4 separate regions of the Homo sapiens genome follow, and all the other regions are linked to region 2. A link is a contact called in ENCODE Hi-C data. All regions are on one chromosome and are shown on one strand. The core of a region is the stretch at or near the end of the contact, and the rest is flanking DNA. Distances in the headings are between cores, read along the strand shown. Region 1 holds the start of SPTY2D1 (SPT2 chromatin protein domain containing 1). Region 2 holds the start of FANCF (FA complementation group F). Region 3 holds the start of LDHA (lactate dehydrogenase A). Region 4 holds the start of CCDC34 (coiled-coil domain containing 34).

Evidence for each region. A loop is a pair of places that touch in the nucleus more often than their neighbours do. Pooled maps may share reads with other maps.
Region 1: a map of ascending aorta shows a loop between it and region 2 (8-fold over the local background). The contact joins the promoter of SPTY2D1 here to the promoter of FANCF in region 2. A Hi-C loop is called at or near these places in 1 of 168 maps with a recorded cell type or tissue (ascending aorta), 1 of 37 single-sample maps with no recorded cell type and 11 of 50 pooled maps.
Region 3: a loop to region 2 is called in a map of CD8-positive, alpha-beta T cell, with 25 times the contacts of the local background. The contact joins the promoter of LDHA here to the promoter of FANCF in region 2. A Hi-C loop is called at or near these places in 2 of 168 maps with a recorded cell type or tissue (CD8-positive, alpha-beta T cell and naive thymus-derived CD4-positive, alpha-beta T cell) and 8 of 50 pooled maps.
Region 4: a map of B cell shows a loop between it and region 2 (20-fold over the local background). The contact joins the promoter of CCDC34 here to the promoter of FANCF in region 2. A Hi-C loop is called at or near these places in 5 of 168 maps with a recorded cell type or tissue (B cell, CD4-positive, alpha-beta T cell, CD4-positive, alpha-beta memory T cell and 2 more) and 10 of 50 pooled maps.

The regions. Positions count from the first base shown.
Region 1 is chr11:18,632,933-18,635,632 of GRCh38, forward strand. SPTY2D1 (SPT2 chromatin protein domain containing 1) reads right to left here and starts at 1,410. Exons shown (of 6, transcript NM_194285.3): 1 at 1,266-1,410. The coding sequence starts at 1,325. LOC105376578 (a long non-coding RNA gene) reads left to right here and starts at 1,417. Exons shown (of 2, transcript XR_931097.3): 1 at 1,417-2,029. RefSeq lists a silencer at 395-574 and an enhancer at 1,631-1,900.
Region 2 is chr11:22,624,399-22,627,098 of GRCh38, forward strand. FANCF (FA complementation group F) reads right to left here and starts at 1,425. Exons shown (of 1, transcript NM_022725.4): 1 at 1-1,425. The coding sequence starts at 1,412. The coding sequence ends at 288. It also overlaps a transcript of GAS2 not described here. RefSeq lists enhancers at 315-474, 485-534, 915-1,124, 989-1,888, 1,215-1,404.
Region 3 is chr11:18,393,233-18,395,949 of GRCh38, forward strand. It overlaps LDHA (lactate dehydrogenase A), which reads left to right and starts at 1,331. Exons shown (of 8, transcript NM_005566.4): 1 at 1,331-1,404. RefSeq lists enhancers at 626-1,290, 937-1,026, 1,291-1,956, 1,337-1,426, 2,691-2,717 and a silencer at 2,187-2,236.
Region 4 is chr11:27,361,931-27,364,680 of GRCh38, forward strand. It overlaps CCDC34 (coiled-coil domain containing 34), which reads right to left and starts at 1,285. Exons shown (of 6, transcript NM_030771.2): 1 at 906-1,285. The coding sequence starts at 1,264. RefSeq lists enhancers at 679-1,546, 1,542-1,711 and a silencer at 1,232-1,301.

The DNA of each region.
Region 1 (2,700 bases), core at 160-2,659, 4.0 Mb before region 2:
TACTAGACCCAATATTGATTCATCTGGAAAATTTACAGATGCTTCTAGAAAGTAAATCTGTTGATCTGGGTTTCAAAGGTTTGAGTCTATACCTTCAACATGCAAAGCTTATGACTCACGGCTTAGAGGAATGGTTATTCAGAGTTCTTGGGATAAGGGATGGCTGTGTGTGTGTATATATACATATATTTATAAACATAAATATAGACCTTTTTCAGATCAATATTTTCAAAGGGATAAAAGAATGAACTAGCCTCAGAAGACAAAAAAAAGCTGCAGAAGAGAAAAAAACGAATATTGCAATATACGAATATCTAGGAAATGCAGAGCACTTCGTCGGAGCTCAATAAATTCTAGCTGAATTGACTTTGAGAGCCGTTTTAGTTCTATACCTCACTGCTCAAACCGCAGGCATCACCATGCAACTTATCGGTTTACAGCTGTGCTGTGGGTACCATCTGAAAATCTGGAAATGATTAGCTTATGCAAAACAGCCATAACCCCCAGAAACCAGGCGCTCTCCACCACTTTACCATTTAAGTCTTACACCGCTCTTGCGACTGTAAGCGAACTGACAAACATCTACTGACCAAATGGGACCTAGATTTTAAACAAAGACTGAAATCTGGAAGGCTACAAGTAAACAGAAGCTGAAACTAGCTCACCTATTCTGTTGGCCAAGGATTTCGTGGAATCTGCTAAACTTCTCTTCCCAAAAGATGATACCTATCCCCTGGGAGGTGATAATTTAATCACCTCGGTGGCTGAGTGGGTGGGGCCGAGTCAGAGAATTCTTTCAAGAAATCGCTAAACGTTTGACTTGAAGATCGATGAGAAGCCAGCCAAAAAGCTATCAAGCCAAGGACCCCAAACCCCCTAACTCCCTTACATACATATTTCCTTCCCAATCTCTAGGCTGAAGTTTATGTGGAAGCCAAAAACTACCAGCGCTAGAATCCACAGCGTGCCAGGCACAGCTCACTCACGGCTTTCACGCAATTCTAGCTACAACACCCAAACCGCAAAGTCCCTGTTGCAGGGGTAAATAAGCCGGCGAAACCCATTCACAGGAAGGCTCCCGCGTCTCGTCCCAAGCTCTTTTCTCCCGAGTTCCCAAGAGTATAAACCCAAGAAAAGGAAATAAGGCGTCCGGGTCTTTCCTCTCCCGGAGCCGATAGGCGGCTGCCCAGAAGTTCCATGGGCCACACACATTCCGAACTTGGAAGACTAGGGTCCCCTACATTGATGCCCCAGCTGCTACTTACCGGCACATTGTTGACACCTTGTCCCTTGGAAGCTATCATGAGAATTTCTCTGAAGTCCATGTTGGGCCGAGGCGGGAGAGACTGGGCCAGGCACTCGGAAAGGACTGACAGCGCACCTAACCGAGGCGCCCAGCTACAGCCAACTGCACTGCCTCGGGAGCCCCACTCCCACCCCGCCTCTGCGGGACCACTTCCGGCGCCTTCCTATGCCGTCTGCCCGCCCCCTTCCCTCCACGGCCTATATCCTTTCAGGGCCGCCACAGCGCTCGCGAGTCCCTGCGTAACTTCCGCTTTTAGGCCGAGACACGTACAAACGTGATACGTGGCTGCTGGCGTCGACCCGAGGGGCAGGGACTAGGCATTTTAGCAACCAAGGGGGTGTGGCTAAGCGAGAGAGCGGCTTCCCTGGTGGCCCGGGCGCGCGGTCTTGTCATCTTGTTGCTCCTTGTGAGCGCTGGGTAGAGAAAGTGAGGGGGTAGAGGGTTTACTTGCCAGGCCTGGGTTCTCTGGGTGTCACGGGTAGGCGCTTAGATCCAAAACGGCGGCGCCACAACAGCTGAACAGACGGATCTCGAGCCGGGGTTTGGGCTACTTGTGTCTAGGCGCTCGCGAAGCTGCGCAGGCGCACACAGCAGCGCCGTGGTCCTGTCTTGGATGCCCATTACTCATCAAATTCGGCCACATGCCGTGCGCTTACCTCCTACTCAGATGCACGCGTGCCGGGGATGGGGGCACGCGCTTACTTCTTTTGCCCCGTTTAGAAAGTAAGTTTTATGTGGAGCAGCCAACCTGTGTTTTTGCTCAGGCAATGGATTAAGGAATTTCACATACAGACCCAGCCTTGACATAACTTTGGTGTACTGATGAACATATGCTTCATATTCATATTCATTGGGATCCTAGTCCTGACTTCTTTTGGAGAGTTATCTTGGATCTGTAAGGTCATTTCGACTTAGCAAAAACACTGAAAATAATTAGGCAAACCTGGGTCTGCAAGTGGGAACCCGCCAGGGGATTGATAGCAAACAGGTACTCGGGATCTTTTCGGTGGGATGGAAATGCCTCCAAACTGGATTGTGGGGATGGTTGCACTATACATGTACTAAAAATCGTACACTTAAGACGGGTGAGAATGATACAGTATGTAAATATGTCAAGCTGTTAAAACATGCTAGACAGGCCGAGCGCGGTGGCTCACGCCTGTAATCCCAGCACTTTGGGAGGCCGAGGCGGGCGGATCACGAGGTCAGGAGATCGAGACCATCCCGGCTAAAACGGTGAAACCCCGTCTCTACTAAAAATACAAAAAATTAGCCGGGCGTAGTGGCGGGCGCCTGTAGTCCCAGCTACTTGGGAGGCTGAGGCAGGAGAATGGCGTGAACCCGGGAGGCGGAGCTTGCAGTGAGCCGAGATCCCGCCACTGCACTCCAGCCTG
Region 2 (2,700 bases), core at 175-2,674:
GTACACATATTTTCAACATTCTTACAAATGGGCCTTCTATTAAAAAGCAAACTATTGCTAATTCCATGGCTTTAAGTGGAGTACTTCCAATCACTTCCTCTATCCAGAAAATCCGTGACACTACATGCCAGCTACTTTGCATATTTATAACTGTTTAATAAACTATTCAAAATTAGCATCTAAAATAATTATACTTTGGACACACGAAGGCATATATTTGGTGAGAACATTGTAATTTTCATTTTGTAAACTATATATTCTATATTCAAGTAATAACACAGCATTGCCTATACAGAACTGAGGCCTGCGCTGAGACCCAAAACTTGTCTTTTCCTAAATGCACCACTACGAAGAGCTAATAAGAGGTCTGTCCAGATGCTAAGACCAGGTACTTCAAAATCTCCATCCTGCGCTTTACAGGTCTCCAGGGCAGTTAGAACTTTATCTTTCAGAGGTGGAGGGGCCTGACAGAGGCTTTGAAACCTATTGTGCAACTCCTCCCAGGGCACATCTTGGGACTCAGTTCCAACCCAAATGCCTTTCTGAAGGTCATAGTGCAAACGTTGACCCCAGTCTGTTAGCAGACCCAGATAGACAGGAGACAGCGCTGGGTGGCGGCTAGTCACTAAAGTCAAAAGCCCGGCTGGGAGGGCGCGACAAAAGGCAGCAAAGACTTCCGAATTCCCCAGAAGCCAGTGGACTAGCACTTGGCTCCCCTCTCCAGGTGATTTGTGGATGCCGGGTTCCAACTCTTCTTGGGGCCGACGAGACAAAGGCGGCTGCAACAGCGCCACCGCTATCACCTTCAGGAAGTTGTTCTGAGGCAAGCGCTCCCACAGGCTGCTGAGAAACCTGGCGGGACGCTCCGCTTCGGCCTTCCCCACCTCCTGCAGACGCTCCAGCAGCAGCTCCGCCTGGGTCTTCATCAGAGAGTCCTCCTGGAGATTTGGGTTCTCTCTATAGCCATTGAAGCGCAGCATGTGCACCGCAGACCGCCGGCGGGCAAGGCGGGCCAGGCTCTCTTGGAGTGTCTCCTCATCGGCGTCCCGGACGCCCGGGCCGGGAAAGAGTTGCTGCACCAGGTGGTAACGAGCTGCATCCCCGAGGGCCCGGTTCTCCAGCAGGCGCAGAGAGAGCAGGACGTCACAGTGACCGAGGGCCTGGAAGTTCGCTAATCCCGGAACTGGACCCCGCCCAAAGCCGCCCTCTTGCCTCCACTGGTTGTGCAGCCGCCGCTCCAGAGCCGTGCGAATGGGGCCATGCCGACCAAAGCGCCGATGGATGTGGCGCAGGTAGCGCGCCCACTGCAAGGCCCGGCGCACGGTGGCGGGGTCCCAGGTGCTGACGTAGGTAGTGCTTGAGACCGCCAGAAGCTCGGAAAAGCGATCCAGGTGCTGCAGAAGGGATTCCATGAGGTGCGCGAAGGCCCTACTTCCGCTTTCACCTTGGAGACGGCGACTCTCTGCGTACTGATTGGAACATCCGCGAAATGATACGCCTCTCTGCAATGCTATTGGTCGAAATGCATGTCAATCTCCCAGCGTCTTTATCCGTGTTCCTTGACTCTGGGCAACTTAAAAGCCCTAATACTTTTACTTTCGCCACACAAAGAGGTTCTTCTTAGTGGAGGGAGAGCAGATGTAGGGCATCCTACCGAGAATTTCCGGAACCACGTGCGAGATGATGCCAGTCATGAACGTCTCCGCGCTTCCTTTCGCTTTGGAAATATCCTTAAGTAGAAATTTTCTGAGCTTTGCCTAAAACTAGAATCTGTGTTGAGGTTTTTCAAAATTAAGTAACGCCAGAGACATACTGTGACGTGAGGAAACGCTCTTAAATGAAATTTTAAGATCTATTTGAGAAACATGTACTAAAAATGTACTGACCTCCTATTAATGCCAGGCGCTATGCTGAATTCTGGGCCTTCACATTGTCCTTCCATTATTAGAACTGAAGCCCAGATTATTTGAAACAAAAAATAAACTTCAATAATTTATTAAAATTTGCAAAGGAACAAAATTTTACTTCACAATTGTACATTTCGTTTTCGTAATTTTTAGGACAAAATAGCTTAATTGACTCTTCTGTCATACAAATAATCAGCTGAAGGAAATGGCATTTAAGAGCATCGAACAATAATAAATGTTTGATTAAATAAAAACCGTGACAAGAGAGTAGGGAGGAGAAGGTCCTATGTCGCTCACTGATGCACTTAACAAACATTTGTCAACTCCTAGGAGTTGCATTCTGTACAAAATGCACAACAATTCTTACTTAAGTTCATAATATAGTAATTCATTTGAGCTGAATTTCCTTCCAGTCCTAAAGACACAGCCAAAACTATTCGAAAAGTGGGGGAAGGTGTTTTGTTTTGTACTTTAACAAAAAGGGGAAGAGAAACAAATTTAAAAGAGGGGAAGAGTCATTTTTCATTTATTAAAATAAGCATTCCTACACCTTTTAGAAAGTAAAGCAGTGATGTGCATGCTGTTAATTCAGATTTATGCATTTATTTATTTATTTTGAAACGGAGTCTCATTCTGTCGCCCAGGCGCGGCCAATTTTTGTATTTTTAGTAGAGATGGGATTTCACCTTATTGGTCAGGCTGGTCTCGAACTTCTGACCTCAAGTGATCCTCCCGCCTCGGCCTCCCAAAGTGCTGGGATTAGAGGCGTGTGCCACCGCGCCCGGCTATTATT
Region 3 (2,717 bases), core at 81-2,580, 4.2 Mb before region 2:
AGAAAATTCAGGAAATTTTGGCATACTCAAGGGCTTACCAAATATATTTCATAATATACCCCACAGTGGGGAAGTATTGGTACAAATTAAAGAAGAGATGGAGGAGGGCGGGCTAGGCAATGGAATCAGCAAGAATACAGGCCCAGAGGTAAGTATGATAAGAAAACAAAAAATTGAGCTGGGCACGGTGGCTCACGCCTGTAATCCCAGCTCTTTGTGAGGCCGAGGCGGCCAGATCACTTGAGGCCAGGAGTTTGAGATCAGCCTGACCAACATGGTGAAACCCCGTCTCTACTAAAAATTACAAAAATTAGCCGGGCGTGGTGGCGCCTGGCTGTAATCCCATCTTCTCAGGAGGCTGAGGCAGGAGATTCGCTTGAACCCGGGAGGCGGAGGTTGCAGTGAGCCGAGATCAGCCCACTGCACTCCAGCCTGGGCGACAGAGCGACTCCGTTTCAAAAAAAAAAAAATTAATAATTAAAAAAAAAATCGCAGGGCAAGTGGGCGCGCTTGTAGTCCCAGTCACTTCGGGGAGCCGAGGTGGGAGGATCGCTTGAGCCAGAAGGTCGAGGCTGCAGGAAGCCATGATCACGCCACTGCCCTCCAGCCTGGGTGACAGAGTGAGACCCTGTCTCGAAAAATACCAAAAAACAAATAAACAAACAAAAAACCAAAACCAAAAAAACAAGCCACTGACAGTTCTTGGGTATGGTTGAGACTCGAGATGAGATGCCAGTGGGGTGGGCAGTAGAAAGTGCAGAATAAAATGTACATTTGAACTGAGTCACCCTGCAAGGCCTGAGAGGCCAAGGCTTCACTGTGAGTGGGAGCTGGTAGGCTTAGCAGCAGAGGGAAAAGCAGCGTCGAGTTTTGGAGGTCACTCGACTTAGGTAAGAACAGACTGACTGACTGCTAGGCATTTTCTTCCTTTCGTTCAACAAATATTTGTGGAGTGCCTATTACGTGCCAGAAGCTGTTCTGGACACTGAGAAACAGGGATGAAGAAGAAACAGATCCAAGCCTTCCTGAGAGTAACCTCCCCAGGTTTCATGGATGAGGAAACTGAAGGTCGTCCTGACTCAGGCTCATGGCTCCGACCCCGGCTTCTGTGGTTGGAGGGCAGCACCTTACTTAGACTCCCAGCGCACGTGGAGCAGTCTGCCGGTCGGTTGTCTGGCTGCGCGCGCCACCCGGGCCTCTCCAGTGCCCCGCCTGGCTCGGCATCCACCCCCAGCCCGACTCACACGTGGGTTCCCGCACGTCCGCCGGCCCCCCCCGCTGACGTCAGCATAGCTGTTCCACTTAAGGCCCCTCCCGCGCCCAGCTCAGAGTGCTGCAGCCGCTGCCGCCGATTCCGGATCTCATTGCCACGCGCCCCCGACGACCGCCCGACGTGCATTCCCGGTACGGTAGGGCCCTGCGCGCACGGCGCCAGAGGGATGGGCGGGTAGAGCCAACTGCCTCTGGTTCTGCTGGCCTCCGCTGCTCGCGAAGGGATTCCTGCTCCCGGGAGGTGTAGGAGCCGCTTTCCAGAAGCACAGCCCAGAGACGTCTGGGCGGCGGCCCACACAACGCATGTGTTCGGAGCTCGCCGCGCTCTGCTTTTGCTCTAAGCGGGAACCATGGCTTCTGGCCACGCTGGGGAACCGAGGAGGTGGCCGCACCCAAGCAGGGGTCGAAAGCCCGGGTGGATGCGGAACAAGGATATGATAGGCCTTAAGGGTGGGGGATACCTCTGGGCTCGAAATCGGCGGGCGGTGCAAAACTCGAGGTCCAGTTCTCGGAGCCCATAGAGCCAAAAAAGCCTCAGCTTGTCCGGGGCGGGTTCTTGAAAGACGGAAAGCGGCTGAGTACCACGCGGCTTGCATTTTTCTCTTGGGACGCTCGAGAGGTGGGCTCCGTGAGGGCAGCTGCTGCCTGCAGATTATAGGGAGCCCTTTGCGCATTTATTAAGAAGCTACTGGTGTATCTCGGGCTGCGCTAGGCACGGCGCATGCAAAGATGAAGCAGGCAGCATCCCAGCCCTTCCGCACCTCAGACGGTCAGTTGAGTAGGATCCGCCGGTACCAACTCCTCCTTTTAACAAATAGGGAGACCGAAAGCTAGGAGACAGTCAGGGATCTCTAAGTTCCCAGTGAGTAGGAGGCAGAGGTGAGGTGTAGAACTCGTTTTTGCATGTCTCTCGCCTCTAGACGCACCCTTCCCTCATCCCATGCCCTCCCACCTCCGCCCCTACATTAAAGGTAGCATTGGATCCCGGGGCCGTTCAGTGAAGCTAGCAGGTGTCCGCAGGAACTCCCTTCCCCCTGCCAGGCTAGAAACCTTACAAGGCTGTCTAGAAATAGCAGTGATTTGTAAGGAGAGACCCGGCTCCAGCTTGGTGACTCTGGGCTGACTGCCTGCCTAGAGGTCCTCTCGGATTTTTGCCCTTTGGAGTGGTGTCAAAACTAGACGTGATACTTTGGGGATGCAGCCTGTGATATTTCCTCCAGCGAATGCAGTGCAGGGTTGGATTAACAAGGTGGAAAGAATTCGAGGGTTCCACCAAGTAGCTATTAACTCTAGGGCTGCAGGCCTCAGGCCTTCTGCAGCTATTTCTACACTCCCTGTACTGAAACTATTTCTTCATACTGGGCCTGACAGGCCTTTGCAACAAGGATCACGGCCGAAGCCACACCGTGCGCCTCCCTCCCGGTTGGTTAACAGGCCCTGGTTTC
Region 4 (2,750 bases), core at 35-2,534, 4.7 Mb after region 2:
TATTCCTTCAGGGATTGGCCCTTTGCTCCTACTTCTGTATACCCAATACTAGGCATGCAGTTTAGGAAAGAGAACATGATCTGTCTATCTTCGTAGTAGACCCAGGTCTGCTAATAACTAGGTGCATGCCTTTGAGTCACTTTTTGCATTCTGAGCCATGGTTTTATTATCTGTAAAATAAGTGGATTGATTTAGGCTTCAATTCATGAGAGTAGAGACCAGTATCTTGTTTACGGTCCCCAGTACGTAGACTAATATGTGGCAAACAATGTTTGCTGAGTGAGTAACAGTAGAAATAAACAAATTAAGACAGTTTTAATAACCCCATTGGTCCTAACATTGATACAATGACATCCATTCCTCTGTGCATGCTCAGATCCTCTCTAACCACGTCTCCACATGCTGAGGTTGACATTGCTAATCTCTGTGCTTCAGCACTTTATGTTATAAAAAGTGACCTGTTTACTACAACCTACTTCACTAGCAATCAGTATGTTTTCAGAATAACCAACCACAGGTACTACTAAGGTGCAGTAAACCACGTTCTGGTGTTCAGGTTTGGGATAAGAGTTCTGCAGTGCACAATCTGGCTTTTGAGGATTCATAGAACGCCTGAAATGGTAGCAGAGTTTTGTGTGTTTGAGACTATGTACATTTTTCTGGGAAGTGAGACTGCAGCAATCATAATATCTCAGGAAAAAAGGATTAAGAGCCATAGGAAATCTATGGTCATTTGCAAGAATTTGCACAGGGCTCTTTATGTGCAAAAAAAACCACGGCACCTCAGTCTGCAAGTGCCTGCTCTGCCTTTGGGGCGGAGGGCAGGAGGATGTTAGAAGGGGGTACTTAAGAGGGTCTAAGGAATCTTGAAAAGGGCTGAATCGGCCGGGCGGCCTCGGGTTTACCTGGCGCACCCCTGTAACTCCATTCCTCTCAGGCTCGCCACTTTGGCCTCTGAATCATGGGCATCTTCATCCACGTCTTCCTCATCATCCACGTCTTCCTCATCCTCCCCGTCACCGTCGTCCTCGTCAAACTGGAAGCTCTGGTGGCCAAGGGGAGACAACAGCGACCTGGTGGAATTGCTGCAGCTCAGCGGCAGCGGCGGCGACGGCGAGCGCACCACCTCCAGCCCCTGCCCACGTGCGCCCGTCATAGGGACTGAGCAGGAGTCCGAGGAGGGCCGAGACCTGGGTCTGCAGTCAGCAGAGAAACCGGCGTAGGAAGAGGGAAAAGTAGGCCCCCAGCGCCCCGCCGCCCACATCTGGCCCGCCAAGTTCAAACTGGCGGAGCCGCGGCGGGGACGCGCTTTCCCAGCGGGCCCTGCGCGCGCCAGGCCGGCCAATCCCGGCCAGCACAGACCCCGCGTTGCCATGGCGACGCGTGGAGGCCGGGAGGACTTTGTCAGGGCCTGCAGAGCTTGGCTTCCTCCGCCCCGGCCTCCCTTAGCCAGCCCTTCCTCCTCAGTGGCAGGAAGGTGCCTGCTGTTTGCAAGCTTGTTTAGTACGGTGTCTCCCCACGCCACTGGCGGGGTCCTGGCTCCCTACCGACAACTTTGAGGGCCTGTCCCTTGTTTGCCGTGGTGTTGCAGTTCATTTTGTACATGAAATATGTTACCTGCCACTGAATCAGGGAAAGACGCAGAAACCAAAACCACCCCCTATATAATTACGAGGTCAGAATTGTGAGCATCGGTCGTGATTTCTTTCAGCACAAGTCGATATATTTTGAGGAGAGGGGAGGGAACTTGATCCAAGTTTACAGGTGTATCCCAGAACGCACTTTTAGGACAGTCATTGCGTGTTTTGGTAGCACTTCGTTTGCCTGGCATCTTAAGGGACCTAATTTGTCTACACATGTGAATTTTTGACCTCTTTGAAGCCTCTAGTGTATTGTAGGGTCTGCGTAAAGCACAAGGGATAGATGATTAAAAGTCTCGCCCTTAAGTTCCTCATCCTGTTGTCGTGAAAAATGATCTCAGTAAATATGCTGATATGCATTTTATGTGGGATCTGAGGGGCACTCTCGGGAATGGGGATAAAGGCAGTAAAGGAAAGGTAGATGCTTTATTCATGCTGACAAAACTGTACATTTGTAAATAAATAGGGCTTTTGTCCAGTTCATAATGTATATTACCGGTAGAAATACCATAAACGAAAATTGACCATGGCTAACACATCACACAAAACTTTTTAGTGACCAGAGTGATACAAAAACTTTGATGAAATCTAGATCTGCAAAATTTAACACAGGAGAATTAGCTATGGTAGAAGTAATAGCAACCAAAGGCAATTCAGAAGGCAGAGCTATAATTAATAAAATATGACATGATTAAATCTATTTAAATTGAATATTTTCTTTAAAATTTCGGTGAAAACAAAATGAAAGAAAATTGGAGCACTCCAAATGAGTAATAAAGTTGATCAAGGAATAAAACTGACCTAATGGAGTTTTCGTTCTCGACCCTAGTTATTCAATATTGGCATTTAAAAACCTTTTATCAGAACATCTCTAGAATCAGTAACATCGAAACGCACTGAGCTGCCTTAGGGCCTCATAAAGAGGTAAGCTTGAGAAGCTGTTTTCCAATAGATATAACCAAACATAACTGTAGTGGGAAAAACACTAGTATGAAAGGGACCTGGAATCAGTGGTTTTCTTGGTACTTGATAGGTTTTCCATTCCTAACACTCCTCTGAAAATAGGGGAAAAATTTACCTCACAGGGTCATATTATCTCATTAATTCTCA